Regions from separate parts of the Homo sapiens genome. Here regions 1, 2, 4 and 5 are each linked to region 3. The links are chromatin contacts, found by Hi-C or POLR2A ChIA-PET in ENCODE. All regions are on one chromosome and are shown on one strand. The core of a region is the stretch at or near the end of the contact, and the rest is flanking DNA. Distances in the headings are between cores, read along the strand shown. Region 1 holds the start of ATG13 (autophagy related 13). Region 2 overlaps ATG13 (autophagy related 13). Region 3 holds the start of MADD (MAP kinase activating death domain). Region 4 holds the start of DGKZ (diacylglycerol kinase zeta). Region 5 holds the start of ARHGAP1 (Rho GTPase activating protein 1).

Region 1 (2,700 bases), core at 134-2,633, 650 kb before region 3:
TCCAATGTCCGGTGACCACGGCCATATAGCAAGAGGTCACAGTCAAGCACTGTTATTGGTATAGCCATGGTAAATGTGAATGTTGGCTCTCCTCTTTGCTTTTTCTGAACTGTTCCCAATGAAGATGTTGGTGCAAGAACGTATTTTTAAGAAAGTATCAGAATCCAACAGCTAACCACAGTTAAATGGCTCTGCCATTTATAATCTTCTCTCTGTAAATGTTAAAAGAAAAAACATTAGGAACCTACCAAAGACTTTAAAGTGACTCAAAGGCTGGAGCAGCTCCTTTTCTACAAATTTCCATTTTGTTGAGGCAAAACGTACTGTACTTACAACTCCGGATTTTTCTCCACTAACTCATGGCTGCACGACAGGCTTGCTCTGATTCAAGGATAATGGGAATTCAATCTTTGTGGCTCATTTAATGCTTGGCATTTCAATTGAGAACACCAAAAGAATAATGGAGGTGATGACATAATTATTCACAAGGTAAAAGAGGTCGGCTTCTAACTATATAGGCCAAGAAGCAGCTGACATATGTCATAACCACCTTGGGTAAGAATTGGTCACGGGTTTCATTATCCAAAGACTTCTGGTTTCACCTGACAAATACAGGACAGATGCTGGGGTGTTCAAACCAGTCTAACAAGAAAAGAAGGGGCAAAAAAAAAAAAAAAAAAAAAAAAAAAAAAACAACCAAAGTCCACAACCCAGCCTTATGGACGTACACTGTGTGCTGTAACAAAAGGCTTTTCCCTCACTCCAAGAACTCCAAATCGTGAACCTGAGGGCCAGGAAGTACGGAAGACCAGACACATTGGAAGTCGGGAGCGAAAAAGAGGCTGGCCGAACCAGGTTTGGGAAGCGACTCTGCCACTTTTAAAGGGCACCCTAAAAACGGATGTCAAAGTCTGATTGCGCCGGCCACTCAGTTAGCCCAGGCCCGTCACCCACCTCTCCGCGGCTGCCAGGTTACCAGCCACACTTCCCACCCACCCAGCCGGGTTGGGCCCTCCTCCGGAACCGGCGACTGCACAGAGGCCGCCACGGCGCGCAACAGCGGCACCGCCCCTTCCGCGTCAGCGCCCGCCCCGCGCCGCGCCCTCACTGCCGCTGCCGCGGCTACCTGCGGTTCATCTCCGCACATTCCACACGCGGCCCAAACGGTCTCTCTCTCTCTCTCTCAAACACCGCCTTTCCGTCTTTGTTTTATCTTGAGTAGCTTAGAAAGATTGGAGAAGAAAGCTTACGTGGAATGAAAATCAACTTTTATGGATATTTTGAGGACTAAAAGAATAAATAGGGCGTCCGTACTGTAGCGAAAGTGCGACTAAGGTTAGGCATCTGGATTTCCCCCGTAGCCCTCTTTCACCCCCCCCCCCCGGCCATTACCGAAGCGGATGAAAACAAACACTAACGATGGCGGCGCCGGGAAGCGACCGGCTGCTGGGCTTAAGGCGGGAGTGACCGCTTAACCAGTGAGGGAAGCACTGAAGAGCGCCAGTCGACGTGGGTGCGACAACTCGCGGAGTCTTAGGAGCAAAACGTCTGGGGCCTGCGAGCCAGGACCCTTCTGAAGCCTTAGGTGTCTATCGGCGACGTGTACGGTCACTGCAGCTCCGGAGCGCGGAACCCTCAGCCAGGAGGCGCGGCTGGTCGGTCCCAGGTCCCGGCCTCCGTAATGAGAGCCCGGAACCACTCTTTGTGCCGCAGCTTCGCAGGTACTAACTTTTGCGGGGGATACCCCAAGATCTCTCAGCGCCCCCGGGTGGGAGGCTGTGGATCTGCGGCCCCTTGGCTGCTGCTTCGTGGAAGTAGAAGGGATTAGCCACGGTTCAATCCCCTGGGCCCCTGAGTTTTCTGTGGGAAGTTGAGTTGGTCTAGGCCCCGTTGGCCCCTGCTTGTTTGGCAGAGAATCCCCTCCACCCCAGAGCTTTCCTCTCCACTTTTTCAGCTCCTTGGGTTAGGTCGTCAGGCGTTTTGGAGGTAATTTGGGGGGCCATAACTCCGGGGTTGGGTGCCAATATGAGTGAGGTAGGTTTTCATTCAATCAAGATTTGCTGAGTGCCAAATATGTACTCCGCGTGTAGGTGAGGGTGACTGTTGACTAGTGAAAAAAGGGACCCATGGTTCACGACTGTCTTCTTACTGGCAGTGGAACGACCTGTGGAAACCTGTGATCCATTCTCATTAAATAAATCTCTGGGTAAGTGGCTAAGCACCTTCTTGAGCTCATCACTAATTCTTCCCAGTTTTCACTTTTCCAGTGAGTTCCCAGTTAGCCTGGTCAATTCAGCGTAGCATTTCACTTTTGGTATTTCTTCGTTCTCTGGCCACCCCGCAGCCAAAAAGAAAAAAGAGATTTTAAAAAATTACCTATTTTCTCATTACACTTAGTTTAAAACTCATCTCCTAAGGTGATAGAATTTATTGGACACCTTTAGTGGGAGATGTATTATAATAAGAAACAACAAGCTCTTCCTTTACACTAAATTAGCTTCCAGATTTTGTGTGTTGTTTTATGACTGTTAGTCCTTTTCATGTGTGCATGTAGTGGCTCCAGCTCAATTATGAGGTTTTTTTTTTGTTGTTTTCAACTCTCCATTTATCAGCTCAGGAGAAGTCTTTTAGTTTTTTAGATTTTAAAATTTTTATTATTATTATTAGAGATAAGGTATTGCTGTGTTACCCAAGCTGGAG
Region 2 (2,700 bases), core at 149-2,648, 600 kb before region 3:
TGCCTGACGTCTTCTCCTTGCAGATGCCACTAGGCCAAGTTGCTCTAACAGCCATTGCATTAGCTATTTAGCTTTCCAGGCAGATGCCAGTGGTACTGGGCAGAGGAGATTGTGAGGTCCTGAGTATCTGTGTTCTTGCTCTTTCCTCAGAGAGCTCACTCCGTCATCTAGCAGTTCTCACACTTGACCAGATGTCCTGATACTGATTATAATGACCCCATCTCTGCTTAGGGCATTTCCTCTTCCTGCCTCTGAGGGGCAGAAGAGTGCCCCGCACAAGCCACAAACTGGGTGCCCCATGCCAGGAGATGTCCCTCTTTGAGGTGGAATGATCACCTCCTAAATAGATATTAAGATCCTATGGTAGCTGCCCTGGATTTGCTTTAAGGAGAAAAGCATGCCCAGTAATAACAATACAGTAATAGCCAGGTGCAGTGGCTCACGCCTGTAATCCCAGCACTTTGGGAGGCCAAGGCAGGCAGATCACAAGGTCAGGAGTTCGAGACCAGCCTGGCCAACATGGTGAAACCCCGTCTCTACTAAAAATACAAAAATTAGCCAGGCATGGTGGCGGGCACCTGTAATCCCAGCCACTCGGGAGGCAGAGGCAGGAGAATCACTTGAACTTGGGAGGTGGGGGTTGCAGTGAGCCAAGATTGGATCACTGCACTCCAACCCGGGTGACAGAGTGAGACTCCATCTCAAAAAAAAAAAAAAAAAGTAATAATTACTACTACCAAGACCTTTTGGGCCAGGCACAGTGGCTCACACCTGTAATCTCAGCACTTTGGGAGGCTGAGGAGGCCTTCACTTGAACTCAGGAGTTTAAGACCAGCCTGAGCAACATGGTGAAACCCTGTCTCTACAAAAAGTACAAAAAATTAGCTGGGCGTGGTGGCATCCGTCTGTAGTTCCAGCTGCCTTGGGAGGTGGAGGCAGGAGGATTGCTTGCTTGAGCTGGGGAAGTCAATGCTGGAGTGAGCCATGTTTGCGCCACTGCCTCTAGCCTAGGTGACAGAGTGAGACCCTGTCTCAAAAACAAATAAATAAATAAATAAAAATCAAGGCTTTTTGAGTGCCAGGCATTTTTCTAAGTGTTTTACATGAATCTTCAACAGCCCTAAGAGGTAAGTTTTCTCATCCCAGTTTACAGATGAGAAAACCAACAATGATTAGCTTGCTCATAGTCACACAGACCCAGGCAAAACAAAGCTTTGCTTGATCTTAGAGGATCTGGTTCCTCAATTTAGCCTTTTAACCACTAAACTCCCTTGCCTATCATGACATGCACTTGGAAGAAAGTGTGGCTCCAATTCTCTCAACTGATGCCACAGCCGTAGCCAGTTCTGAGGCCTCCCTCTCCTTTCAGGAAGCTGCACCCAAACCACCCTCAGCTGTTGGTGTCTCCAGGCCACATTAAAAACTCTGAGGCAAGAGACTCTCCACGCTCCCTTGTGGTCGTGTTTAAACCCCTACTGGCAGGAAATTGTGATGGTGAAACTCTGCAGATGCAGCTTCTGTTCATTTAGTCATCAGTAGAGACGCATTTTTATTAATAGTTGATACTCTAGGACAGTTAAACTTCTCACAGTTCTGTTTTCCTCTGCTTCTGTCTTTACCATTCTCTCTCAATCTCTAACTCACCCCTTCCTCAGCTGGTATAAAGATAACAGATTCTGGCCGGGTGCAGTGGCTCATGCCTGTAATCCCAGCACTTTGGGAGGCCGAGGCGGGTGGATCACAACATCAGGAGTTCAAGACCAGCCTGGGCAACATGGTGAAACCCTGTCTCTACTAAAAATACAAAAAATTAGCTGGGCTTGGTGACGGGCGCCTCAGGAGGCTACTCAAGCTACTCAGGAGGCTGAGGCAGAGAATTGCTTGAACTCGGGAGGCGGAGGTTGCAGTGAGCTGAGATCACACCACAGCACTCCAGCCTGGGTGACAGAGCGAGACTCTGTCTCAAGAAAAAAATTTAAAAATACAGATTCCTAGGCCTTACCACAGACCTGCTACTGTGTCAGAATGTCAGTAGTATAGTGGGGCCACCTGGTTCACATTCCCCCCAGGGGGTCCCGATGCCCAGCAAAGGGTGTGAAGAAATCTTTTGTAAACTGTTTAATTTGTAGAGCTGTACACTTGGTATTTTATTCTAGTGTCAGTCAGATCTGTGCCAGGGATATTTCATGTTTAATTTCTGAATCATCTTGCTCTTGTGGTCCTTTTCTCTTTTGTTAAGTGTGTGGCCCACTTGGACTCCCAAGGCCGTTCCATTAATCCTCCAGCCCCTGCAAAGCCCTGATGCATATACCCCTCCCTACCCTGTGCCTACGCAGCTGCCCTGCGTTCTCCCACTTGCTCGGCCCAGCTAGGGCTGAGCTTCGTCTTGCTTGCTGCCTCCCCTCTTCGGGACTGGGCTGGCTGCCTCCTCAAGGCCCTGCCTGAATAAACGGCTCTTCCCTCTCTTTCCGGTACAGGACTCATTACCAGAGAAGCTGGCTGTGCATGAGAAGAATGTCCGCGAGTTTGATGCCTTTGTGGAAACCCTGCAGTAAAAGTATCCTTGAGTCCCAGCAGCACCCCCTTTTTGTGGCCCCAGGGCATAAGCAGCCTCCCATGCATCAGCTGCTCCCACCCCTCATCCTGCTCTGAGCCAGGTGGAAGGGAGGCTGGCTTCTCCCATGGGGACCCAGAAGTCCC
Region 3 (2,700 bases), core at 28-2,527:
GTGGCTACTGAGCAGTGGAGCCCTCGCTAACACTGTGCTGTGTCTGAAGATCATGCTGACCCCACAAACGGATGGGCCTGGGGGCCACTTTGCACAGGGTTCTCCAGAGCCCTGCCCATCCTGCCTCCACCACTTCCTGTTTTTCCCACAGGGCCCCAAGAAAAATTCTCCACTGTCACTCTGTGGTATGGCCATAAATGCCTCAGCGCCGCCTCACTGATAGGTCTGGTACTGTTTGAACAGGAAGATCAAAATGAATACAAAATGAGAGAAACCAATTTCTGGATTGGGGGTGGGGACACGGTAATAGAGGAGGAAGCCTGCGATCTTTAGGATCCGCCTCCAGGCCCAGAGGAGGGAGAGTCACAAATGACAGCCTTGGCCGTGAGAGGGGGCCTCTTCTTACTAACCCCCACTGCGCCATATGGGTAAATGGAATGCTGAGGCTTAGGCGCCCCCTTCCCCTGCTGGGATCCGGGTAGGATCCGGTTGCCTTTCTGCGGTGGAGGAGGAAGTGTTGGATTTCAGCGCTAAGGCGTCGGCGGTGCACCTCACGTGCATGTGTAGCATGCCTTGGTTTTTCCTTTGGCATCTGAAAAAGGCACAACCTGAAAGACCTAGAACCCAGTGTCGGTCCCCAGGCCCTTTGGGACAGGAAGAGAAGAGCCGTGTGGCCGCGGGGAGGATGTCCTGAGGCGGGGCTGTCCTCGCGGACTGACTGGACTCCATCTCCCAGCGGGCGCCGCGGCGCGGCCACGCCCCCCCACTCCCCGCGCGCGCCCGGTGGAGGTAACCGCGGCCGCGCGCCCCCCTCTGCCCCCGCTGCCCAGGATTGGTAGGCTCCACCGCTCGGCAGCCGGCTTCCCTGCTCGGACGCCGAGCACCGCCAAAGCGCGTGAGTGGGGGGTGGGGACTGGGGGATGGGGAGCCCGTCAGGAAGTCTCAGGGGCCGATTATCTTGGGAAGTGACTTTCAGAGGAATCCCCATGTCGTCGAAACGGGCGCTATGACCCCGTCGGGTGAGAGTCTCTCTGAGCAACCCAAACAGAAGGTACTGCTGTGGGTCCCCCACTTGGCACGCGACGGCGCTGGGTCGGCCTGGCGCGCCCTCCCGCGCCCACGGGCGCTAGGCTAGGTCTGTGCGCAGCCGCTGTCTCCCGAGGTCGGCCCCGCCCCGCGGCGCTCGGCTCGGTGCAGCCCCGGCCCCCCGGGCTGAATGGTACGGCCCCGGCCCCGGCCTCCCCCTCCGCACCCCGCGCGAGTGGTGCGTGCCCCCCAGTGCAGACGCGGAACTGGCGCCCGCTCGGAGCGGCGCCGCGCTGGGGAGCGACTGACGCCCCGCTGCCGGGGGACGTCGGGCTGGGCCTGGCCAGTCCCCCAGAGCTTGGGAGGTAGGAGAGTCTGGGCCGGTGGGGTCCTGGGCGAGCGTCTGGGGACTCCGAGCGGGAGACGGGCTCTGAGAGGACACCGTGGCTCTTGGAGGAAGGGGTCTCTCAGGAGGCCCTGGGGGAGTGTGAAGGGGCGTGGGGACGGGGGTCTGCCGAGGAGGGGCGGGGACGGGGATGGGGGCGCCCCGGGCAGAGGAGGGGGCTCAGGCTACTGGGCTTGGTTCCTGCCGAGCGGGCGGCTCGGGTTCAGGTTCGGGGCGGGGGCGGGGGCGGGGGAGAACTGTCCAGCAGGTGAGGGGGCGGGCAGAGCTGGCCAGCCCTGGGGCCGAACCCGCACAGCGCTTGGCGGGTGTGCTTGTGCGTGTGCGTGCTTGCGCCTTATTTTTGGCTAGAATTTGGAGAAACACGTTTGGTTCTCAAGAAATTTTTTTTTTAACTTGATATTTCAAAATTGACTTGCTGGAGAGAGAACACCATTTCATCTTTCTGCAATCGCTCTCCTCCCCATCCTCGTGTATCTACCTTCTTCCACCTTTCCCTGCCCTCCCCTCTACCCCAACCCTGCCAGCTGCCAGCCTCCTTGCTCCAGTTCTCCCATACGCTGGACCAGTCTGTGCTGATGAGCTTGCAAGGTCACTGCCTGGGGAGGTAGAGGAGGGGAGGAGAGCCTCCTGTTGTGTTCACGTCAGCAGAGATGTCATATCGCTCTCTGGTTCCTGTGGTTTTACTGTGAGATCCTGTCCAAAATGAGGGACGAATCCAAAGGGTTGGTTAGCATGGCTATTTCTGCTGAAAAGGCATAGATAACTTAAAAGTTTGTGAATCCTAAATCTACCTCTGGGTGGAGCTGATGGTGATGTCGGACTTCAGCAGATAGATATGCATTTTGAGCTGGATGCTTTTGGAATACAGGAAGATAGGAACCAGAGGCTCTACGTTAGTAAACATGGTTGAGGCAAGAGGCAGAGTCGGAGCCTCGTTGGTTGTGAAGACAAGAGTGTGAGTTGTGGGTGATGTTAGAGGATTTAGTCTTTAGAGGAGTTAAAGGTGTTAGTCTTTTTGGGGAGGGGAGAGAGGAGAGAATGAGAAGGAAAATCTTAGTTATCTTTGCAATCTGAATAACTGAAGGCAGTGGCTGCTGATCAGATGTGAACTCTGGCTAAAAATTTATCCTACCACCCGTAGCTAGAATAATAACAAGATCTCAGGGTCCTTGTGGCTCTGGAAGGAAATGATTGTGAGTGACTTGAGTTTCGTCAGATAGTTGTCAGTGGAGAGGGACTGAGATCCCACCAAGGCTAGAGAGGCCTGA
Region 4 (2,700 bases), core at 172-2,671, 920 kb before region 3:
ACCCTGGCACCAGCTGCTGGCTGGAGGGCTGGAGCCCCACCTCCCTGATCAGACCTTCTCCCAACTTGCAGGAAACTGGGAGAGGGTTCTGGGCCTCGGGGTGCTGGTTCTTCCTCAAAATCACAGGCTTGTCCGCAGGTCACAGCCCTAAGCATTGGCTATTTGCGGCTGACTAAGGCTGGAAAACGGGCTGCCAGAACCCAAGAGGGGAGGATGAAAGCGAAGGTGACACAGGATGTGGCTTGGCAGAGAGGCGTGCACACAGAAGTAGTGGGCAGCTGGTGTGGGCAGCAGGGTGGTAGGGTTTGGGGAGGTGGAAGACCATGCTTCCCAGCTCCTGGCCTCCCTTCGTCAGCCCTGCGGGGGCCATCAGAAACAGCCCCGGTGTGTGTGATGGCTGTGCCCCTACAGGTGACTGCTTGGGTTCCAATTGCTCTCATTTCTGGAGGGGGACGGCCTCGGCTGCATTGTGGGGTGTCTTTGTGTGTGCATGTGAGGTATATTTCTGGATGGGAGTGTGTGCATATGCACACACATACATATGTGTGAGGGATGTGGCAACCGGTAACCATTGTCCTGGGAGTATTTGTATGTAGGAGAAAGGTGTGTGTTCTGTGTGGGCATGTGTGCTTGTGAATGGGAGTGTGGTACCTGTTGTCCTTCTGTGTATTTGTGAGTGTGTAAGGGCTGTGCAGGTGATTCCCGTAGCATATGAGATCTATAGGTTCTGTTGAATACTATGTCAGGAAAATGCGATGTGTTGGGCCTGGGTGAGAAGGTTGGAAACCATTGTGAATAGCTGTGGAAGGATGACTTTGTAGGAGAAACTTGTGAGTTCTTTGTTGGTGTGTGTGCGAGTCATTAAGTGACTTTGGTCACTGAGTGCGAGAGGCTGGGGTGGGAAGTGTTCGTTTAAGTAATGAGTGGGCATAATTGTGTAAGGGATGTGTTTGTTCTGCGTGCATGGGGAGCACTGTGTGACTTTTGTTCCCCTGGGTGCGATTTGGGGGAGCCAAGGAGGTATGGGTGGAGATTGTGAGTGGCTATGAGTAGGGTGTGCGAGAGCGGAGGGGAGGTGGTGACAGCAGCCCTCGCGAGTGTACACTTGTGAGCGTGCAGTTGTTTGGTAGCGGAGGGATCGGGGGAGGAAAGATGCGCGTCTGGATGCGCGCAGTGCGAGTGTGCCAGGCCGGGAGATTCAGTCCCATCCAGGCGGGCCGGGCCGGGCTGGGGGCAGGGCTTTCTGCTGCCCCGCCCATTCGTCGCCCCGCCCCTCGGACCGCCCCAGCGGGCTGCAGCGCAGCGGGCGTCCGGCAGAGGGCGCTGCGGGCCCGGTGCCACCGTGCGGCCGAGGGGGCGTGCTCGGCGGCGGGCAGGCAGCGGCCCGGCCAGCTATGCGGGGTCCTGCGGCCGCGGCTGGCGGCACTTCCTGGAGCGGCGGCGGCAGCGGCTTCCCGGGCACCTGGGCGTGGGGAGCGGGGGCGCGCGGCGCGGGGCGGGCGGAGCGAGCGCGCGCCATGGAGGTGGCGGGCGGCGCGGAGCGGGCGTGCTGAGCCCCGGCCGCCGGCCCGGCATGGGCGTCTCCCGCGGGCCCTCCGCCGGCCGGGGCTAGGGCCGGATGGAGCCGCGGGACGGTAGCCCCGAGGCCCGGAGCAGCGACTCCGAGTCGGCTTCCGCCTCGTCCAGCGGCTCCGAGCGCGACGCCGGTCCCGAGCCGGACAAGGCGCCGCGGCGACTCAACAAGCGGCGCTTCCCGGGGCTGCGGCTCTTCGGGCACAGGTGAGCGGGGCGGCGGCGGGGCAGGCACCGAGGCACCGGCAGGTTACCGCTCCCTCACCGGGGGACATTCCTCGGCCACTGGGGGTCCGGGCCACTTCGGTACTGACACTGAGTCGGGGAGAGGCTGGCACCGGCGGCACGAGCCGTCTTGGCGTGGGCACCCACTGGGAGTCATCCCCCAGGGCCGGGACACGGGCGGGATCGGTCGGCTTGGCACTGTCACCGGGTGGGGGTCATTCCCTGGCACCGGCAGTCTAGTGCGCCTCATGTGTAGTACCGTGGGAGGATCGGCTCCCAACCCTCCAGCAGGAAGATGGAATCACCCCAGCCCCCGGCACAAGCAGGTTGGGCCCCCAGGACTGGTCACCCACGCCTTCTTGGCACTGATAGAACAGGGCCTCTCTGAGCCTCCTGGCACCACTGAGGTGGGGATCACACCGCCCTTTGGACTTTCGTGGGACCAGGTTGCCTACCATCACTGCGTGGCATCTGCAGAACGTAGCCCCGTTGATACCGTCACCACACATGGCTTGTCCCCAAGCTCTGGTCACTGGTTTAATTGTTTAACATGTTAAGCTTCTCCTTGGGGTTGGGGGTGCCTGATCATCTGCCCTACCTTGCTCTTAATTAGCAGAGAGACCCCAGCCCATCCCTCTGCTAGGCAGGCAGCATGTCTCCCTCTACCCTCTTCCAGCCCATGCTGGGAAAGGGATGGGGTGGGCTGGAGTCTGGAATCTGCTGGCTGTTCAAGCTTCATCTTGCCCCCTCCCCCAGCACTCCAAATGTCACCATCTTGTGCCTGTGACAGAGCTTTGACCAGGACTCTAGCGGGGAACCGGGGGGAGAGTGTGGAAAGACTGAGTGCAGGCAGTTCATGGCAAGTGTGCTGCTCTTGGTCGTGAGCCGCTGCCTGCCCTGGTA
Region 5 (2,700 bases), core at 72-2,571, 570 kb before region 3:
AAGGGAACCCACACTTGTTGAGGGCCTATATAGGACCATGAACTGGGGACACAAACTCAACCTCACGATAGCACTGATGAGGCATGTTCTACTAAGCTCATTTTACAGTGAGGAAAGAGAGGACCAGCCGGGCACGGTGGTTCACGGCTGTAATCCCAGCACTTTGGGAGGCCGAGGCGGGCGGATCACAAGGTCAGGATTTGGAGACCAACCTGGCCAAGATGGTGAAACCCCATCTCTACTAAAAATACAAAAATTAGCCGGGTGTGGTGGCGCGCGCCTGTACTCCCAGCTACCTGGGAGGCTGAGGCAGAAGAATCGCTTGAACCCGGGAGGCGGAGGTTGCAGTGAGCCGAGATCACGCCACTGCACTCCAGCCTGGGCGACAGAGTGAGACTCCGTCTAAAAAAAAAAAAAGAAAAGAAATCATATTCTCAACGTTGGAATCGGCCTCCCAGTTGCAAATCCCACCACAATACAACAGCAATTACAACTCTCAACTACAATTATGTTTGCATAGAGCTTCACGGTTTACAAAGCCCAGGTTACGTTTTGCAATTATCCTGTTTCACAGATTAAGAAGTTGAACTGAGGCCGGGCGCAGTGGCTCACGTCTATAATCCCAGCACTTTGGGAGGCGGGGGCGGGAGGATCACGAGGTCAGGAGTTCGAGACCAGCCTGGCCAACATGGTGAAACCCTGTCTCTACTAAAAATACAAAAATTAGCCGGGCGTGGTGGCGGACGCCTGTAATCCCAGCTACTCAGGAGGCTGAGGCAGGAGAATCGCTTGAATCCGGGAGGCGGAGGTTGCAGTGAACCGAGACTCCAGCCTGGGCAATAAGAGTGAAACTCCGTCTTAAAAAAATAAATAAGTTGAACTGAAAGCGTGGCCTAATAAGTGGCAAGGAGGAACACTTCCCCCAAATTTCTTCTTCTTAGTGCTTTGCCAGATCAGATCTGGGAGATTTCCCCCTCCCGCCGGCTTGCTGGATGACAGCGATCCGGCCTGGACTCTGCCCTGGGGAAGGCAGGAAGAAGGTAGTGAAAATGATTAAGTCCTCTTATTGCAGGCGCCAAAATGGGGCAGAAACCCTGCAGGAAGGCCAGGCCTCTGAGCCCAGTTCCACCCCCGTTCCCCTCCTCGGATCTGCTCCGGTCCTCCCCATCCGGACCCCATCCCTTCGGACGACCTGGCCAGCTCCTTTCCTTTCCCCATCCCCACCCGGGGAGACCCCGCGCCCAGCAGCTCACCGCGCTCGGGCACTGCTCCCTCTGCCACGCCTGTCAAGGCTCGGCAAACATCCGGCTCCGCGGTGGAACGGGAACCGCCCCCTCCCGCTCTCTTCTATCCCCAACCATTTCCGCCACACCTCCAACCCACTTCCGGCCCCAAACATGGCCTTTCCAGGAGCCCCGCCCACTTCCTGCACATGCCCGCCTAAGTTCCTGCCTCGGGGAGGTAACAGCATAACTGTCCGACTCGTCGCTCCCAAAGAGATGGCTGGAACAATTAGTTCCGCTTTCCCAGCTAGTCGAATCACTGGTGCACCTCCGGAATCCGAGGTTCGCATTGCTCTCGGACAGAGTTCTGCCTCCCCAGTACTCCCAAACTCCCAGTCCTGTGCACCAATGAGGTCCAGCTCTGAGGCTTCTTTCCTGAGAAAAAAATTTGGAAGTCCGTGACTGTTTCCTGGAGGAGCTGAGAAGAGGAAGCTCACTTCCGGCGTAGGGAGGCTTTCTGACCCGGAATGGAGGAGGCGGAGGAGCTGCTCTTGGAGGGGAAGAAGGCGCTGCAACTCGGTGAGTGACCTGCGATGTCCGCGACCCTCAACCTTGGCCCAGGTGGATCTGACGCTCTGTGGTCAGCTTTCTCCTCAGTCTTCTCTCCTCCGGATCCCAGGATCCTCCAGTGCCCTCAGAGTCGCTGGGGGCTTCTGAAGAGCCCTTGAGCCTCCTCAAAACTTTCAGGGCCCTCCTTAGAGCCCTCACCTGTCCCTCGGGCTCCGCAGGCCCACCTGGACCTGCGGTTTCCTCCCACACTTTTCCCCACCTCCCACCTTCTTGGGTGGCTCCCTCACTGTCTTCCCTTCTCTCTGCAGCCCGCGAGCCGCGCCTGGGCCTGGACTTAGGATGGAACCCTTCCGGAGAAGGCTGTACGCAGGGCCTCAAAGACGTCCCACCCGAGCCGACCCGAGACATCCTCGCTTTAAAGAGCCTTCCCCGGGGCTTGGCCCTTGGCCCCTCACTCGCCAAGGAACAGCGCTTGGGGGTCTGGTGTGTCGGGGACCCCCTGCAGCCCGGCCTGCTGTGGGGGCCGCTGGAAGAGGAGTCTGCCTCCAAGGAGAAGGGCGAGGGAGTAAAGCCACGGCAGGAGGAGGTATTGAAGGATAGAGCGACTTCCCTCCGCCCTTGAAAATGTAGGGGAGGTTTGGACATTGCTAGACAGCTTTTCAATTTGAAGAAAGAGAGTATTTCAAGAGATAGGAGATAGTCTTGTCCCTTCTCTTCAGGACTGTCTCCTCTCAGCAGCAGTAGTTAAAGAATCGAGGTTTGAAAAGTTGTTGAAAGCTGGAATCATACAGTGTCAGCAGTGAGTGAGGAAGGTCAAGAGCTAAGGTTTTTGGAATTAAGAAAGCATGGGATCAAATTCCAGCTTTGTCACCTAGCTGGTTAAATTACGTGCCGCATTTAATTCATC

What was found. Hi-C counts contacts between places; a loop is a spot of excess contacts on that map. ChIA-PET counts read pairs that join two places held with the same protein, here RNA polymerase II (POLR2A). Pooled maps may share reads with other maps.
Region 1: a pooled map shows a loop between it and region 3 (11-fold over the local background). The contact joins the promoter of ATG13 here to the promoter of MADD in region 3. A Hi-C loop is called at or near these places in 1 of 37 single-sample maps with no recorded cell type and 9 of 50 pooled maps. POLR2A ChIA-PET finds 5 or more read pairs at or near these places in 2 of 52 experiments (GM12878 and activated CD8-positive, alpha-beta memory T cell).
Region 2: a pooled map shows a loop between it and region 3 (6-fold over the local background). The contact joins the enhancer-like site here to the promoter of MADD in region 3. A Hi-C loop is called at or near these places in 4 of 50 pooled maps. POLR2A ChIA-PET finds 5 or more read pairs at or near these places in 2 of 52 experiments (OCI-LY7 and T-cell).
Region 4: a map of naive thymus-derived CD4-positive, alpha-beta T cell shows a loop between it and region 3 (8-fold over the local background). The contact joins the promoter of DGKZ here to the promoter of MADD in region 3. A Hi-C loop is called at or near these places in 1 of 168 maps with a recorded cell type or tissue (naive thymus-derived CD4-positive, alpha-beta T cell), 1 of 37 single-sample maps with no recorded cell type and 8 of 50 pooled maps.
Region 5: a map of B cell shows a loop between it and region 3 (29-fold over the local background). The contact joins the promoter of ARHGAP1 here to the promoter of MADD in region 3. A Hi-C loop is called at or near these places in 4 of 168 maps with a recorded cell type or tissue (B cell, CD4-positive, alpha-beta T cell and naive thymus-derived CD4-positive, alpha-beta T cell), 6 of 37 single-sample maps with no recorded cell type and 13 of 50 pooled maps. POLR2A ChIA-PET finds 5 or more read pairs at or near these places in 1 of 52 experiments (H1).

What each region holds. Positions count from the first base shown.
Region 1 is chr11:46,616,170-46,618,869 of GRCh38, forward strand. It overlaps ATG13 (autophagy related 13), which reads left to right and starts at 1,384. Exons shown (of 19, transcript NM_001346311.2): 1 at 1,384-1,721. It overlaps HARBI1 (harbinger transposase derived 1), which reads right to left and starts at 1,058. Exons shown (of 3, transcript NM_173811.4): 1 at 955-1,058; 2 at 1-212. The coding sequence starts at 68. RefSeq lists an enhancer at 1,191-1,370 and a silencer at 1,350-1,644.
Region 2 is chr11:46,669,778-46,672,477 of GRCh38, forward strand. It overlaps ATG13 (autophagy related 13), which reads left to right. Exons shown (of 19, transcript NM_001346311.2): 19 at 2,478-2,700. The coding sequence ends at 2,555. Among named protein-coding and RNA genes, the nearest start is that of ARHGAP1, 29 kb to the right of the region's middle. Within about 2 kb of position 1,399, at least 9 of the 41 ENCODE cell types and tissues checked have a DNase peak (open chromatin) inside an H3K27ac peak, as active enhancers do.
Region 3 is chr11:47,268,856-47,271,555 of GRCh38, forward strand. MADD (MAP kinase activating death domain) reads left to right here and starts at 1,278. Exons shown (of 37, transcript NM_001376571.1): 1 at 1,278-1,391. It overlaps NR1H3 (nuclear receptor subfamily 1 group H member 3), which reads left to right. Exons shown (of 10, transcript NM_005693.4): 10 at 1-178. It overlaps MADD-AS1 (MADD antisense RNA 1), which reads right to left. Exons shown (of 3, transcript NR_120569.1): 2 at 2,224-2,286; 3 at 1,802-2,125. RefSeq lists enhancers at 460-569, 1,043-1,337 and silencers at 720-829, 1,040-1,569.
Region 4 is chr11:46,346,042-46,348,741 of GRCh38, forward strand. DGKZ (diacylglycerol kinase zeta) reads left to right here and starts at 1,422. Exons shown (of 31, transcript NM_001199267.2): 1 at 1,422-1,779. The coding sequence starts at 1,619. RefSeq lists enhancers at 155-224, 295-344, 2,248-2,700 and silencers at 1,129-1,608, 1,709-1,758, 1,721-1,934, 2,571-2,700.
Region 5 is chr11:46,699,298-46,701,997 of GRCh38, forward strand. It overlaps ARHGAP1 (Rho GTPase activating protein 1), which reads right to left and starts at 1,322. Exons shown (of 13, transcript NM_004308.5): 1 at 1,254-1,322. ZNF408 (zinc finger protein 408) reads left to right here and starts at 1,734. Exons shown (of 5, transcript NM_024741.3): 1 at 1,734-1,802; 2 at 2,102-2,379. The coding sequence starts at 1,751. RefSeq lists a silencer at 1,078-1,197 and an enhancer at 1,528-1,817.